Regions from separate parts of the Homo sapiens genome. Here region 2 is linked to region 1. Evidence: chromatin loops called from intact Hi-C (ENCODE). Cell type or tissue: adrenal gland. All regions are shown on one strand. Links, peaks and the distances in the headings refer to the core of each region. The heading gives the core; the rest is flanking DNA.

Evidence for each region. Hi-C counts contacts between places; a loop is a spot of excess contacts. Peaks named below come from ENCODE experiments on the same cell type or tissue, not always from the same donor. Only the 100,000 strongest peaks of a DNase experiment are listed, where the experiment ranks them.
Region 2: a loop joins it to region 1, with 5 times the contacts of the local background. A loop is called at or near these places in 14 of 110 quality-filtered maps.

Annotation. Positions count from the first base shown.
Region 1 is chr9:72,020,572-72,028,547 of GRCh38, forward strand. No RefSeq gene overlaps it. Among named protein-coding and RNA genes, the nearest start is that of C9orf57, 36 kb to the right of the region's middle. RefSeq lists an enhancer at 4,462-4,756. In adrenal gland, for the core only: a CTCF peak has its summit at 4,589 (motif pointing left); a DNase peak (open chromatin) is centred at 4,510.
Region 2 is chr9:71,815,169-71,823,144 of GRCh38, forward strand. No RefSeq gene overlaps it. Among named protein-coding and RNA genes, the nearest start is that of CEMIP2, 51 kb to the left of the region's middle. In adrenal gland, for the core only: a CTCF peak has its summit at 4,178 (motif pointing left); no DNase peak of the experiment used is centred there.

The DNA of each region.
Region 1 (7,976 bases), core at 3,424-5,923:
TTCTGGGGGGATTTTGAATGGTATGATTATATGTCTTAAGTTTTATGAAGGTCAACAGTTTGCCCATATGTACTTGTAAGCATACTAGGCTGTAAGTTAGAAGGACTGGGCTCTATCTAGTTACAGGTTCTTGTTGTGTAATTATAGGTGTATCATCTACCTTGTCTGAACTTCAGTTTCTTTATGCATAAAATGAAACCCATTTTCTCACTAAAGTATTACGGGTATCCAATGACATGTTTATTTATTTTTATTTTATTCTTTATTTTAATTTTAATTAAAAAAATTTTTTTTTGAATTTTTTTTAAAAGCCGGATGCAGCAACTCATGCCTGTAATCCCAGTACTTTGGGAGGCAAAGGCAGGTGGGTCATTTGAGGTCAGGAGTTCGAGAGCAGCCTGACCAACATGGTGAAAACCCTGTCTCTACTAAAAATACAAAATTAGCCAGGCGTGGTGGCACACGCCTGTTATCCCAGCTACTTGGGAGGCTGAGGCAGGAGAATTGCCTTGAACCCAGGAGGCAGAGGTTACAGTGAGCCAAGATTGTGCCACAGCACTCCAGCCTGGGCAACAAGAGCAAAACTCCATTTCAAAAAAAAAATTTTTTTTTTACATTTTTATTTTTTACTTTTTAATTTATTTTTATTTGTATTTTTTTCACTCTGTTGCCCAGGCTGGAGTACAGTGACACAATCTCGGTTCACTATAAACTCCGCCTCCTGGGCTCAAGTGATTCTCCTTCCTCAGCCTCCTGAGTAGCTGAGATTACAGGTGGCTGCCACCACGCCTGGCTAATTTTTGTATTTTTAGTAGAGATGGGGATTCACCATGTTGGCCAGGCTGGTCTCGAACTCCTGACCTCAGGTGATCCACCTGCCCTGGCCTCCCAAAGTGCTGGGATTACAGGCGTGAACCGCCATGTCTGACCTAGTTTTTTTTTTTTTTTTTTTTTTTTTTTTGAGATGAAGTCTCACTCTTGTCCCCCAGGCTGGAGTACAACGGTGTGACCTTGGCTCACTGCACCCTCTGCCTCCTGGGTTCAAGCGATTCTCCTACCTCAGCCTCCTGAGTAGCTAGGATTACAGGTAACTGCCACCACATTCGGCTAATTTTTGTATGTTTAGTAGAGACGGGGTTTCACTATGTTGGCCAGGCTGGTCTCAAACTCCTGACCACAGGTAATCCGCCCGCCTCGGCCTCCTAAAGTGCTGGGATTACAGGCATGAGCCACCGCGCCCGGCCTACCTATTCTCTCTTATTTTTGTACCGTGTCTCCCTTGGATCATTATCTTGCCAAAGATCATAAACTACAGCTTAGAAACCTGTGCTTAATTATTAGTTTCATGTTTATTTCAGTGCCAGGGCTTGTGAAGACCATAGGTTGCTTTTGAAAGAAAAATAGGCATAAAACTTCTCCCTTAAAGCTATACAATTACCAGTTACCCTTTGACATTATCTATGATCCTCTTATGTGTTCCTTCTTATTTATTTATTGTTGTTGTCTTCCCCATGCAGATAGAGGACCAGCAAAGCTCCCTCATATTTCCAAAGGCCCAGGGATCCTCAAAACATAGACTAAAGCATGCATAGGAAGATATGAGGGTGGATGACAGGAGATGACAGTAGTGTCTAGATGCCCGTGAAAGCTTCTCTGTGAACCTGTTTGGAGTCCAAATAGGGCAGGACAGGACAGCAGGTGGAATGGGTGGAGGAGTAACAATGGGGACTCAGATCAAGTCCCACCAGGGGTGGCCTTGGGCTCACCACTTCTTTTCCCTCCCCTGCTGATATGGTTTGGGTCTGTGTCCCCATCCAAATTTCATGTCCAATTATAATCCCCAATATGGGAGGTGAAGCCTGGTGGGAAGTGATTGGATGATGGGGGTGGGTTTCCCATTTGGTGCTGTTCTCGTGATAATGAATGAGTTATCATGATATCTGTTGTTTAAACGTGTGTGGCACCTCCCCACTCTCTCTCTTCCTCCTGCTGTAGCCATGTAAAGATGTGCCTGCTTCCCCTTCACCTTCTGCCATGATTATAAGTTTCCTGAGGCCTCCCCAGCTATGCTTCCTGCACAGCATGTAGAACCATGAGTCAATTAAACCTCTTCTCTTTATAAATTATCCAGTTTCAGGTATTTCTTTATAGCAGTGTCAGAATAGACTAACACACCTGCTCTGTCATGTCTCAGGCAAAAGCCTCGCACTAGTTCTTAAAAAGGGGTGCCAGAAAGAAACAGGAGTCAAAGCAGGCCTGAGAGAGAGAAAGAGTTGTTCTAGAAAGCGTGAGAACAAGAGCAAATGTGTGAGAATGAGAAGAAGAGAGCATGAGAGAAAAAAGAGAAAAAGACAAAGAGAGCGAGAGACAGAGGCTCTTCCAGAAAGATGAATCACTATTTTAACCAAGCTACACACACACACACACACACACACACACCCCTCACAAGTTCCTCATCCTAGAAGTCCAAGCCTCTCCAGGCTGACTCACCATCCAAACCCTATATAAACTGCTTGACCTAGTTCTGAAGAGGATTACTTTTAGCCTCAATCACTCATGGATTATTCCTTTATATATGCAGTGTCTACCCGTCTTATCCACCCCAGGTGACTAATGAACTAAATTTCTCTTTCATGACATCAAATTTGTGACATGAACTTCATGCAGCCATGTTTGTGTTTAAAAGACCATTCAGAAGCTGAGTCTAATAGAATGTGGCCTTGGGATTCTCATCCAGGAATAAAACCATTGAAAATATTTCCTTGTTCCTAGACCAGGTGAGAGAAACAAAAACAAATAAATTAGAAAAAAATAAAAATTGAGTAGCTGTTTGCAAACTTTGAGAGGCCAAGGCGGGCAGATCACCTGAGGTCAGGAGTTCGAGACCGCCTGGCCAACATGGTGAAACCCCGTCTCTACTAAAAATACAAAAATTAGCCGGGTGTAGTGGCGCATGCCTGGAATCCCAGCACTTGGTAGGCTGAGGCAAGAGAATCACTTGAACCCGAGAGGTGGAGGTTGCAGTGAGCCGAGACTGTGCCATTGCACCCCAGCCTGGGGTACAAGAGTGAAACTCCATCTCAAAAAAAAAAAAAAAAAAAAAAGAAAGAAAGAATGAATGGGTATTTATTAAGCTGTGCTATCTGGGAAGCTGTAGCAATGTTAAAAGTAATAAACGATTCAAAGTTCATCAGATAAATATAGGTAGATGAGAACAAACGAGTAACATCAATAAAGTAGGTTGTGTTTCTATGCATGAAGAAATGTTGCGTCTTATAATTCAATTCACTTTAGACATTTATTAGGCACTCATCAGGTACAAACTCTGCCCTAGGAATTGGTGGGTGCTACAAAATAAATGAAACACTGTTGTATTTGGCCATTCTTGCACTGCTATAAAGAAACTGGATAATTTATAAGAAAAGAGGTATAATTGACTCATGGTCTGCAGGCTGTACAGGAAGCATAGTGGCATCTGCTTCTGGGGAGGCCTCTAGAAGCTTCTAATCATGGTGGAAGGCAAAGTGGGAGCAGGCACATTGCCTGGTGAGAACAGGAGCAAGAGAGAGAGAGAGAGAGACAGGTGCCTCACTTTTAAACAGCCAGATCTTGCGAGAAATCACTATGATGAGGATGGGACCAAGAGGATGTTGCTAAACTATTCCTGAGAAATCCACCCCCGTGATCCGATCACCTCCCACCAGGTCCCACCTCCAACACTGGAGATTACACTTCAATGTGAGATTAGGGTGGGGCCAGCATCCAAACTATATCAACTGTTAAGGAAATAAAAGCTTTCTGCTATTTTATATGTATGTTCCTCATTCAGGTTACACAGTTCTTGTGTTGTATTCTGTGTAACGCTCTCACTGGCTTTGTTCCTGTGAAGGCCAGTGGATAAAACCTCTTATGTTATTCATGAGGGGTATTCATCTGCCCTAAAGCAGGGAGCTGGGGAAGAGGGGCCAATTCTCAATCAGAAAACCAGAGCTCAGGTGATTCTCAGAGCTCAGAGGCACAAAGAATAAGCAATATTATATGATTGGGTCTAGCTCTGTTGTGTGTGTGTTTTTTTCCAAATGTGTATGTGTGTGTGTGTATATATATATACACACACACACATACACATTTGGAAAAAAACACTTGGAAAAAAACACACACACAACAGAGCTAGACCCAATCAATATATGGGTCTATGTATATATACATACACACATATATATTATATATTTTATAATATATAAAAATAATGAGAATATATATTATATATTTTATAATATATAAAAATAATGAGGATATATATATATCCTCATTATTTTTAGTAAGGTTTCCTTTTAAAGTTCTGGCCCTGCTCCTGAAGACATAAAGAAGGGCCTTAGATCCTTGGGAGCAGGGTTCTTACAGTGTGGTCTCAGGGCCAGCAGCAGCAGCAGCAGCATCTCCCTGGGGACTCGGGAGTAATGCAGGTTCCTGTGTGTCACCCACATCTACTGATCAGGAACTCTGGTGTGAGACCGAATGATGAAAGCCGTCCAGGGGATTCCGATGCTGCTCAGGGTTAAAAACCACAGCTTGATCTGAAGAGCTGCAGGGGACAGCGCCCTCTGGAGGCCACGTGATCACAGCAGCCATAGAAAAGCAGCTGCATCCAGAGAAAGGAGCAAGAGTCTAGGTTTCCGAGTCCTGTTGTCCCTTCTCATGCAAAGAGACTTCTATGGTGGTCAACTTTAGAGATCCTGACTTGATTTAATTAAAGGATATTGCTGGTTTTTTTTTTTCTTTTTTTTTTTTTTTGAGACAGGGCATCGCTCTGTCACCAGGCTGGAATGCAGTGGTGTGATCTCGGCTCACAGCAACCTACACCTCCCGGGTTCAAGCGATTCGCCTGTCTCAGCCTCCCAGCAAATTTTTGTATTTTTAGTAGAGACGGGGTTTCACCATGTTGGCCAGGCTGGTCTCGAACTCCTGACCTCAAATGATCCACCCAGCTTGGCCTCCCAAAGTGCTGGGATTATAGGCGTGAGCCACCGCACCCGGCCTTGTTTTCTTTATAATAGTCCAGGCTCTCAGCATGGGTGAATATGGGTGTGTTCTAAAATAAATACTGTTCTATTTGCTTTTTCCAGTTCAAGTGTTCATATCATTCCCCTATTCAAAACGTTTTTACTGGTTCTTCATTAAACAGTCATCTCAGCCTAGTCTTTAAGGCCTCTGCAATGGGTCCAGCCCTCATTCTCAGCTCTCTCTCTCTTCCTCCCTGCATGAAAAATGCTGCTTGCTTGCTTTTGTGTTCATGTGGCATAGCTCATGCAACAGCGGCAGGCCACACAGTGTTGACAACTATGTCTCTCCTCTAAACCAAGCTTTTAAGGGCAGGCACCACATTCTGTTCCTGCTTATCCCAGCATTTAGCACAGTGCCTGTTAATCATAGCTGGTTGGAAATTGTTTTAAAAATGAGTAAGTGGCTGAATATTATGCGTGGTCTAGCTGTGTTGAACTATTTGCTGTTCTTGGAACTTTCTACCTCTGTCTTCCTTTGTGCAGTTCCTTTCAATGTGAGATGCCCTTACATGTCCATCTCTAGCCTCTCAAAACCCCACCCATGCTTTAAGATTTACTCATAGTGGCTGCTTAATAAACACGTGGGAGTTGAACTGTATAGAACGTGCCCTTGATGGAACAGAGTCATCAGCTGGTAAGTTCATTAAGTCACACTGTTCCTAGGGCAAAGTGCACTTGAAAAAAGTGGCACAAATAATAATAATGACATTTATCTATAATATCAATCAGTTGTATTGCTTGAGATCTTATCATGTGCCAAACCTTGCACTAAGCTTTTTACATATTATATTTTATTTAATTCTTAAATCAGTTTATGGAGAAAGTATTGTTATTTGTAAAAATTTAGAATGAGGAAATGGAGGCACAGAGGGGTTAAATAATTTGCCCAAGGTTATTTATTTTATTTTATTTTGAGATGGAGTCTCACTCTGTCACCCAGGCTGGAGTGCAGTGGCACGATCTCGGCTCACTCTAAGCTCTGCCTCCCCGGTTCACACCATTATCCTACCTCAGCCTCCCGAGTAGCTGGACAGGCGCCCACCACCACGCCTGGCTAAGTTTTTTGTATTTTTTTAGTAGAGATGGGGTTTTACCGTGTTAACCAGGATCATCTCGATCTTCTGACTCGTGATCCACCCGCCTCGGTCTCCCAAAGTGCTGGGATTTCAGGTGTGAGCCACCGCGCCCGGCTTGCCCAAGGTTATATAGCTAAAAATGTCAAAGACAAGGTTTCACTATGTTGCCCAGGCTGGTCTTGAACTCTTAGGATCAAGCAATCCTCCCTCCTCAGCCTCCCAAATAGCTGGGACTATAGTCATGCCACCATACCTGGCTGAAGCCAATATTAAAATGTAGGTCTGGGCCATGCACAGTGGCCTACACCTGTAATCCCAGCACTTTGGAAGGCTGAGGTGGGCAGATCACAAGGTTAGGAGATCGAGACCATCCTGGCCAATATGGTGAAATCTCGTCTCTACTAAAAATACAAAAATTAGCTGGGCATGGTGGTGTGTGACTGTAATCCCAGCTACTCAGGAGGCTGAGGCAGGAGAATCACCTGAACCTGGGAGGCGGAGGTTGCGGTGAGCTGAGATCGCGCCACTGCACTCCAGCCTAGGTGACACAGTGAGATTCCATCTAAAAATAAATAAATAAATAAATATAAAATGTAGGTCTGGTAGACACCAAAGTCAATGCTCTTAACTTGAAGCTAAATAGATTATTGATAAAGTATATAGATATTAGAGATCTTGACAAAACAGAATTGCAAATCTAAACAGACAAGCAAGAAACCTGAACTCATATGCCAGTCGATGAATAAATTAATATTTATTGAGCAGCTACTATGGGTCAGGCATTGTTCTAGGAGCAGGATGATAGAGCGGATGAATAGGCAAGGTCTCTGCTCTCAGGGAATTTACTTTCCAGTGAGATAATCTGTTTAGGAGATAACATTTGAGCCAATCCCTGGATGATGAGAAGGAGCCGTCATTTAAAGATTTGGGAAGAGCCTGTCTCAGGCAAAAGGAAGGAAGAGGAAGTGCAAAGGTCCTGAGGCTAGGAAGACCAACAGAGGAGCCAATATGCAGAAACCATCGAGTGGAATTGACCCTGGATCAAGCTGTGCTTTCTGGACACAGCTTCCATAAAAGAAGGAACAAAACCCAGGTGTGAGTGGCCCAAAACAGGTGAATCAATTACCATATCTAGGAAGCAGGATCAAGTTGAAAGAAGATTCTCTTACCCCTTTAAATATTTTCATCTGTGCCACTATTGCAGTGTCTGAAAATGAATCAAGTTTGTAGATGACTTTGGGGGTGAAAGCAAGCGTCATCATTAAATAATATCATCAAACCATTCCCCAAAAAGTCAATAAAGTGAGTAACACAGTCTAGGAAGGACTTGCTTCTCAAAGGGTTCTGTTTACCAGATATCCCCTATATTGTTGCCTTTTCAGAGTAATTTTGTAAGAACCAAGTCACGGTCTCAGTAATGGCACTCTTACAGTGGGAAAATCCAATACCCAGGTGCTTTATGGACATATCAAGAATCATGAGTAAGGTCCGGGTGAGAGTGAATCTGTTGATAAAAACATGCCAGGGAATATTTTGTTTCCAATTGAGTGGTCTAAGAAAATGGGGAATGGGGAAGAAGGGTGAACCCTAGATATAGGCAATAGAAGCTGCCTGTCTGTAGAAAATTTAGCAATAATAATAAAGCTGATTAAAAGTCAAGTGATAAGGCCGGGCGTGGTGGCTCACGCCTGTAATCCCAGCTCTTTGGGAGGCTGAGGCAGGAGAATGGCATGAACTTGGGAGGCAGAACTTGCAGTGAGCTGAGATCGCGCCACTGCACTCCAGGCTGGGCAACACAGCGAGACTCCGTCTCAAAAAAAAAAAAAAAAAAAAGTCA
Region 2 (7,976 bases), core at 2,660-5,159, 210 kb before region 1:
ACATCATATTTTGATGATTTATAGAGTATATCTGAAGGCCTCTTTCTCCCCAACTGCCCCGACACTTTCATTTGTCAATTTTGCAGACTTGAAGTGCAGCAAAGGAGTAAAGTTTTCAGAAAATCTGAAGAAAACAATAGATCAAGAATATCAGCCAGGCATGGTGGCTCACGCCTGAAATCTCAGCACTTTGGGAGGCCAAGGTGGGTGGATCATGAGGTCAGGAATTCAAGAGCAGCCTGGCCAACATGGTGAAACCCCGTCTCTAGTAAAAATACAAAAATTTGCTGGGTGTGGTGGCGGGTGCCTGTAATCCCAGCTACTCAGGAGGCTGAGGCAGAGAATTGCTTGAACCTGGGAGGTAGAGGTTGCAGATCGTGACACTGCACTCTAGCCTGGGAGACACAGCAAGACTCCATCTCAAAAAAAAAAAAAAATATATATATATATATATATATATATATATATATATATATCCAGGCACAGTGGCTCATGCCTGTAATCCCAGCACTTTGGGAGGCCAAGGTGTGCAGATCACTTGAGGCCAGGAGTTTGAGACTAGCCTGCCCAACATGGTGAAACCCCATCCCTACTAAAAATACAAAAATTAGCTCAGCTTGGTGGCAGGTGCCTGTAATCCCAGCTACTCGGGAGGCTGAGGCAGAGAGAATTACTTGAACCCGGGAAGTGGAGGTTGCAATGAGCCAAGATTGCACCACTGCACTCCATCCTGGGCGACAGAGTGAGACCCTGCCTCAAAAAAAAAAAAAAAAAAAAGAATATCTAGACATGGCTGCCAAGAAAAAGAACATGAACTCAAAGAGAAAATAAAATGGGTCTTTAAGAAAATAACAGCAAATCATTTAAAACATGAGTAAAGTTAGAGCATATGACCTGGAAGATTAACACAAAACAACTTTGGGTTACTCATGTGTACTAATGTCAGCTGTATCATTTCCCTATCACTGATAGGTATAGGAAACTGTACTGTGTTGGTAAAAAGCAGGTAAGAAAGGGGATGGCTGTCAGTAACTCAGCCCCGTATTACAGTAAAACTACTCCAGAAAACCTCTGGCTCAAAATACTGCAACGTACAACAGTGGGAACACAAAGTGACCAAAAAATATTGTTACAACTTTCCATTCCAGAAACATTTAGAGACGACCCACCATGAGATGACCTTGACCAGGCGTGGCTGAACATCTTCATTATAGCTACAGCAGAAACATCATGTGGTATTCTTAAGACAAATTTCAGGGCCCAAAGAAGCTATTCAGGATCCTGTTTTCCACTTGCTTCAATATATTTAAGCTCCTTGAACTATGACATCCTCCCAAATAGGTTCGCTGACTTCCTTCACTAAGGCACCCACCAAATATTTGTTGAGCGCTTACCATGGGTCAGGAACTGTTCAAGGCACTGGACATAGGGTGTTGAACAAGAAAGAAAGACATGATCCTTGCTGTCATGAAGCATTCATTTCAGAGTCATACTTCTTATGTTCACACACAAGTGAAGTGGTATTGGTATTTCAGAGTGAATGTGTTTTATAACCAATATTGATATTTTTCTTCTCTAGAGGCTCCCTTTATTTCTTAGTCACAAAACAAATATTTTTGAAAGATAGCAATGAAAACTTGGAACTTTTAGAAAAGCCATTTATTGCTAGAAATGGGCTAAGCTTACGTTTTCCTAAAATATCTGTAGAATGAAAACATAATCCAAAAAGGCACACATTCGCCAAGAGTGCAGCACGCTGGTCTTTGACTTACATAACTCTAAGGAAATAACTAGTTAGTTTCTGTTAATGTTTGATGAACTTTGACAAATTAGCACGAAGAATTAGATCAAATGAACTGTATGCACTGTCTGAACAAGAGGGATAAGCAAAAAAAAAAAATCCTCTCTAACAAGGAATGTTGGACTCAAGCATACTCTCCTAGAGGAGAAAACTGAGACTTCCTAGATGTAAAGCAACTGGCTCTAAAACACAGAATTAGAATAAAGGGAAGGAGGTCACTGGAGCGGCAAGGGTGGGGGTGAGCTTTACAACAAAGAATGATGATCACTAGATTTCAGCTCTGCGTCTATACGGGCTCACTTCCTTCACATGGGGAAACAAATAAAAATAAAAAAAATAGGGAGAGTAGCTAGGAGCCAAGGCTCAGCTGGGAACAACAGGAAGCAGCCGCGAGCTGAGTGCCATTGTGGCCACTTCAAATGGCAGAAGGTGAGAAACCAGCACAGCTGGCAACTAAAAATGAACTTGCAAACACGAGCGGGCAGAAATCAGGATTTCAGCCTTTGGGGATGCAACAGTGAATAAGACATGGGGCCTCTGTTCTGGAGAACTCTGAGATTAGAAGAAGAAATAGATGAATTACACAATGTGATAAAAGGGGAGAAGAGTCAAAATGAGGAACACAGTGAACCCGGGTAGGGAGGCAGATGATTAATTCAGTCCAATAACACAGGTATCATAGAGAAGGGATTATGCTGTGGGTATTGAAGTATAAACAGGACTTTTCCAGGTAGACAACTTGGAAAGACCACAGCATTTCAATTTGGAAAAGAGCAAGCTCACAGGTAATGAAGTAAAATCATGTATTATGGCTGAAGCTTAAACATCAAGGGGGAAAGAGAGTAGATAAATCTAGAGAAGTAGGTAAGGGCTTTGGATATTATTCTGAGGAAAGCCAGTGAAGCATTTTGTTTGTTTGTTTAACTTTGTTTTGAAAATAAATATAAGCGTACAGAAAAGTTGCCACAATAAAAAAGATTATACAACATACCTGTGTACCATTTATCTACTGTTAACATTTTGCCCCATTTTTCATTCCCCCTCTCTTTCTTTCCATATATATATATGTAATTTTTGAACCCTTTGAGAGTAAATCGCATACAGCCATTGAAGTGATTTCATTAGCGGGAGAACATGATCAGATTTGTGTTTTAGAACAGTCACTCTTATGGGAGTAGGGAGATCTTCAGGAATATATATCAGAGGCCTGGAACTAAACTAATGAGAAATCAAATGAAGGGTATGTCTGTGGGAATGGAGAGGAGAGAGTACATTCAAGAGAGAAATAAGTTTTGCCCATTGCATGTGGTCTCTGAGGGATGGGGTAAAAAGAGTGGAATCTGAGTTTTGGGACTGGGTAACTGAGTGGTGGAGACCCTGTCAAGACAGAGAATAATAAATACAACGTAAGAAAAATATGAATAGTTTATATCTATTGAATGCTAATTATATGCTAGGCACAGTTCCTAACACTTTAGGTCTATTAATCCATTTAATCCTCAAAACAATCCTAACAGGTTTGTTCTTTTATTAACTTCATTTTACAGATGATTTAAACAAAACATGTTTACAGAAAAAAAATTTTTTTAATTAAAAAACGTGTTTTGGCCAGGCGCAGTGGCTTACGCCTGTAATCACAGCACTTTGAGAGGCTGAGGCAGGCGGATAGCTTGAGGTCAGGAGTTTGAGACCAGCCTGGCCAACATGGTGAAACCCAGTGCCTACTAAAAGAACAAAAATTAGTTGGGCGTGGTGGCATGCACCTGTAATCCCAGCTACTCTGGAGACTGAGGCATGAGAATCACTTGAACCCAGAAGATGGAGGATGCAGTGAGCGGAGATCATGCCCCTCTACTTCAGCCTCTGTCTCCCAAAATAAACAAATAAATAAATATGCATGTTTTGAGGAAAAAAATGATAGAGTCATTTTTGGGGACGAAAAGTATAACCTACTCTTTCTAGAAGCTCCTCCAAAAAGATCAAGGGACATGTGGGGCCATGGGTCAAGGAATTGTCTTGGAAAATTTGGAACATTTAAGTTTCATTCACATCAGGATATAGCTTGCCATGCTCCAAACCTCCAACTTTAGCTTAAATACTGAAGATTACATTCATTTAATACGTCATTTTATGTCTATAATGCTGGCGATTATGTACACATTATATTAATATAACTTTAGCTCACCCAGCAAATAATTAAACCTAAAATACCAAAGAGATGCTTTCAATCAGACATTTCTTTCAAATGAGATAAAACAAAATTAGATGTGGAAATAGGAAATCAATTTTATTTCTATTTTAATTTTCAAAAGGATTTTAAAAATCACTGAGAAGAAAAGCAGCATCTTCTGGGCGCCCCCTTGTGGCTTGGATTAATGATTCCCAAATTTGTCTAATGGACAGAAATTACCTGGAGAACTTCATGAAAATAGTTTCCAAGGCTGCATCCACAAATAATCAGAACAGAGTAGAAAGAGATCCATATTTTTGAAAGCTCTCCAAAGAGATTTTGATGACCAGCCACTGTGAAAACCTGCAGCTTAAAAATTCTTTTTTTTTTTTTTTTTTTTGAAACAACTTCAGAGCCGGGCGCAGTGGCTCACACCTGTAATCCCAGCACTTGGGGAGGCCAAGGCAGGCAGATCACAAGGTCAGGAGATACAGACCATCCTGGCTAACACAGTGAAGCCTCATCTCTACTAAAAATACAAAAAAATTAGCCGGACGTGGTGACACGCGCCTGTAATCCCAGCTACTTGGGAGGCTGAGGCAGGAGAATTGCTTGAACCCGGAGGTGGTTGCAGTAAGCAGGGATCGAGCCGCTGCACTCAAGCCTGCACTGAAATAACTTCAGAAACAAAGATTGTAGAATCAGGAGGAAACTTAGGACTCATTTTGTCCTGTTGTAGCCCTTTACATATGAAAAAACTGCAACCAAACACGTGAAATGGCCTGCTCAAGGTCACAGAGAATGTAAATGTCAAAATCAAGAGCAGAATCTAATGTCTCCTGGCCCTAAATTCAGCATGATTAATTGGAACAATGCTGTTTAATCCAATCTATCTCAACATGTTTATCCCTTAACTCGCTGACAGTTCTACGATGCTCCCTACACCCCACATTGCCTCTGACTGAGGAGGGCACAGGCAAAATTGTCAGTGTCTTCTTCGGAGATAATTTTTTCCTTGTTAATATTTGGCATATCATAGATTGATTTTAAGGAGGCACAGAGAAATAAGCCGGAGAAAGTATTTCCTATAGGATGAGCCACTTGAACAAGCTGAGTTTCTTCTCTTCTCCAAGATCTGTCTAGAACTGATACTGGAGGAGTGCTGAGCGAGGACCCTTCCCCACAAATATCAAAGTATTGTCTGTCATTCCACATTAAACATTTATTTCTTTGGGTCTTGAAATTTGAAAGTACATCTGAAATTGAAGCTTCCCAGGGAGGGATGGGGAAGATGTAACAGGAAAAACCACCTTTCTGTCTACCCGTAGGCAAGGATTCGTTAACTAGCTGCAGAAAGATGGGCTAAGGCCCGAGCAAGGTGCTGAGCCAGGAAAGGAATTTGGAAAGTAGAAAAATAGGCCTGAGAACATTTGTCTGCCTCATCATTTTGCAAGATCTAGTTTTGTTTATCCCCAATATAATTACATTTCTGAAATTCCTTTGGGTCCTGTCTCAGTGCCCATGTGTACTTGGAGAAGTAGTGAGTACATCGAAAACTCTGATTTCTTAAAAGTCAGTCAGCATCATGGGCATCCCCTGGGAGCTTGTTAAAAATGCAGAAACTTGGGCCCCACCCCAGACCTATTGAAGCAGAATTGGCATTTTGACAAGATCTCCAAGTGACTCAAATTAAGGTTTGGTTTTGTTTTGTTTTGTTTTGTTGTTTTGTTGTTGTTGTTGTTGTTGTTTTGGAGACGGAGTCTCACTCTATTCCCCAGGCCGGAGTGCAGTGGCGTGATCTTGATTTCGGTTCACTGCAACCTCTGCCTCCCAGATTCAAACGATTCTCCTGCCTCAGCCTCCCAAATAGCTGGGATTACAGGCATCCGCCACCACGCCTGGCTAATTTTTGTATTTTTAGTAAAGACGGGGTTTCGCCATGTTGGCCAGGCTGGTCTGGAACTCCTGACCTCAGGTGATCCACCGCCTCAGCCTCCCAAAGTGCTGGAATTACAGGTGAGCGCCACTGGGCCCAACCTTGCACATTAAGGCTTGAGAAACGCTGCTCTAAAAGATAAGTTTCAGAATCCTGTGGCAGGGTAAGAAACAAAATGTTACTTGCGCAAGTTCAGAGATTTTTCAATTGTATTGAAATCAAAGATTTCATGGGATGTTTCCGTGATTCCAAGAAGCATAATGATATTTTGCTGAAACTGCTGAATGTATACATACTTTGAGAATTAGATCAGAACCCAGTTTCTTCCTCTCTTTCTTTAAATCACACAGTTAACTTCACCTGTGGGAGTGCATTTGTTTCCAAATGCAATCAAAGGGAACTAACACCAAACAGCTCAAGCATTGTCATTTGAAGTAGAAAACAAGGCAGCGGCTCTCAGAAATAATATGTGTGGACTTCAGCAAATTACCTGGTTTTCTTGAATATTAGTCACTATATCAATAAGATGGAGACAATATTGTCTGCCCTGTGTCTCTTCCAAGATCAACAAAGTTCCCAGTCTCCAGAAATGGTGCTGCTGACTAAATAAGTGGCTCAAATCAGTAATGTGGGGGCTGCCCTTGACTTCCCACAAGTCCATCCCCAACTATGATCAAGCTTATCGCTTCTCTCAAAATCTTTGTCAACCTAAAGGACGAAGCTGAGGCACACAATATAATTTTGAAGAATTTACTTAAGCCAAAGTGAGGACAGCTGCCCAGGACACACTTCCAACTTTGGGGAATGCTCTGTTCAGCCTTTGCCACAAGCAGGTTTTTTAAAGGCAAAAGGAAACAAAGAATTCTTTCTTTTATCTTCACTGTCACTACTCTGGACCAAACCACCATCATATTTTGCCTAAACCATGTCCTCCTTTTGGTGAGTCCTGCCTCTACTGCCCTTCAAATAATCATTTAGCCTGAAACTAGAAGGATTTTTAAAAAAACACAACTTCGGCCACAAAATTTCCCTATCTCAAACTCTTCAATGGCTTTTTTGTTGTTTTTTGAGATGGGGTCTCACTGTGTTGCCCAGGCTGGAGTGCATTGGTTAATCACAGCTCACTCCAGCTCAAACTCCTGAGATCAAGTTTTTTTGAGGAGACAGGGTCTCCTTACGTTGCCCAGGCTGACCTCAAACTCCTAGCCTCAAGTGACCTTCCTGCTTTGGCCCTCCAAAATGATAGGATTATAGGCGTGAGCCATCGTGCCTGGTTTCAAAGGCTTTTTTTTTAAAAGCCTTTAGGGAAAAGTCCCAAACTCTCATATGACTTATTCTGCCTTCAAATCTGGCCCTTGCCACCTTCTCTACAATATCTTCTCTTGCCACCCTCTAGGTTATATCGCTGTTGAAAATCAGGACTCACAGAACATAACCAGGAAACAGAAGGAAACCAAAATATGCCACCCCAAAATATATTTATTTGTTGTATCTTGATATGGCTATTCAGAGGGGCTGCAGACCACAGGAATAGCTCTGCAAAGCTGTCCTTGTGTAGTGGAGATTTGTATCTGTAGAGGAAATCTGCATTAGTGAGAAACAGCAGACACAAACAGTCTGTCTCTGAGGCCTCCCTTATCTGTCTTATCCAGATCTAGGAAAGATTAACTCACAGGAGACGCAGACTAAAAGTCAGACACTTTTAAAGGTCTGACAAAGAAACTTTTACCACAAGCGCTCCCATCTAATCTCTCTTTCTCTCTTTCTCTCTCTTTCTCTTTCTCTCCCTTCCCTTCCTTCTTTCTCTGTCTGTCTGTCTGTCTGTGTCAGTCTGTTGCCCAGGCTGGAGTACAGTAGTACCATCCTGCTGCACTGCAGGCTTGACCTTTTGAGTTCAAATGATCTTCCCACCTCAGCATCCCAAGTAGCTGGGACCACAGGCATGCACCACCATGCCCAGCTAGTTTTTAAATTGTTTTCTGTACAGACAGAGTCCCACTATATTGCCCAGCTGGTCTCCAACTTCTGGGTTCCTGTGATCTTCCTGCCTCAGCCTCCCAAAGTGCTGG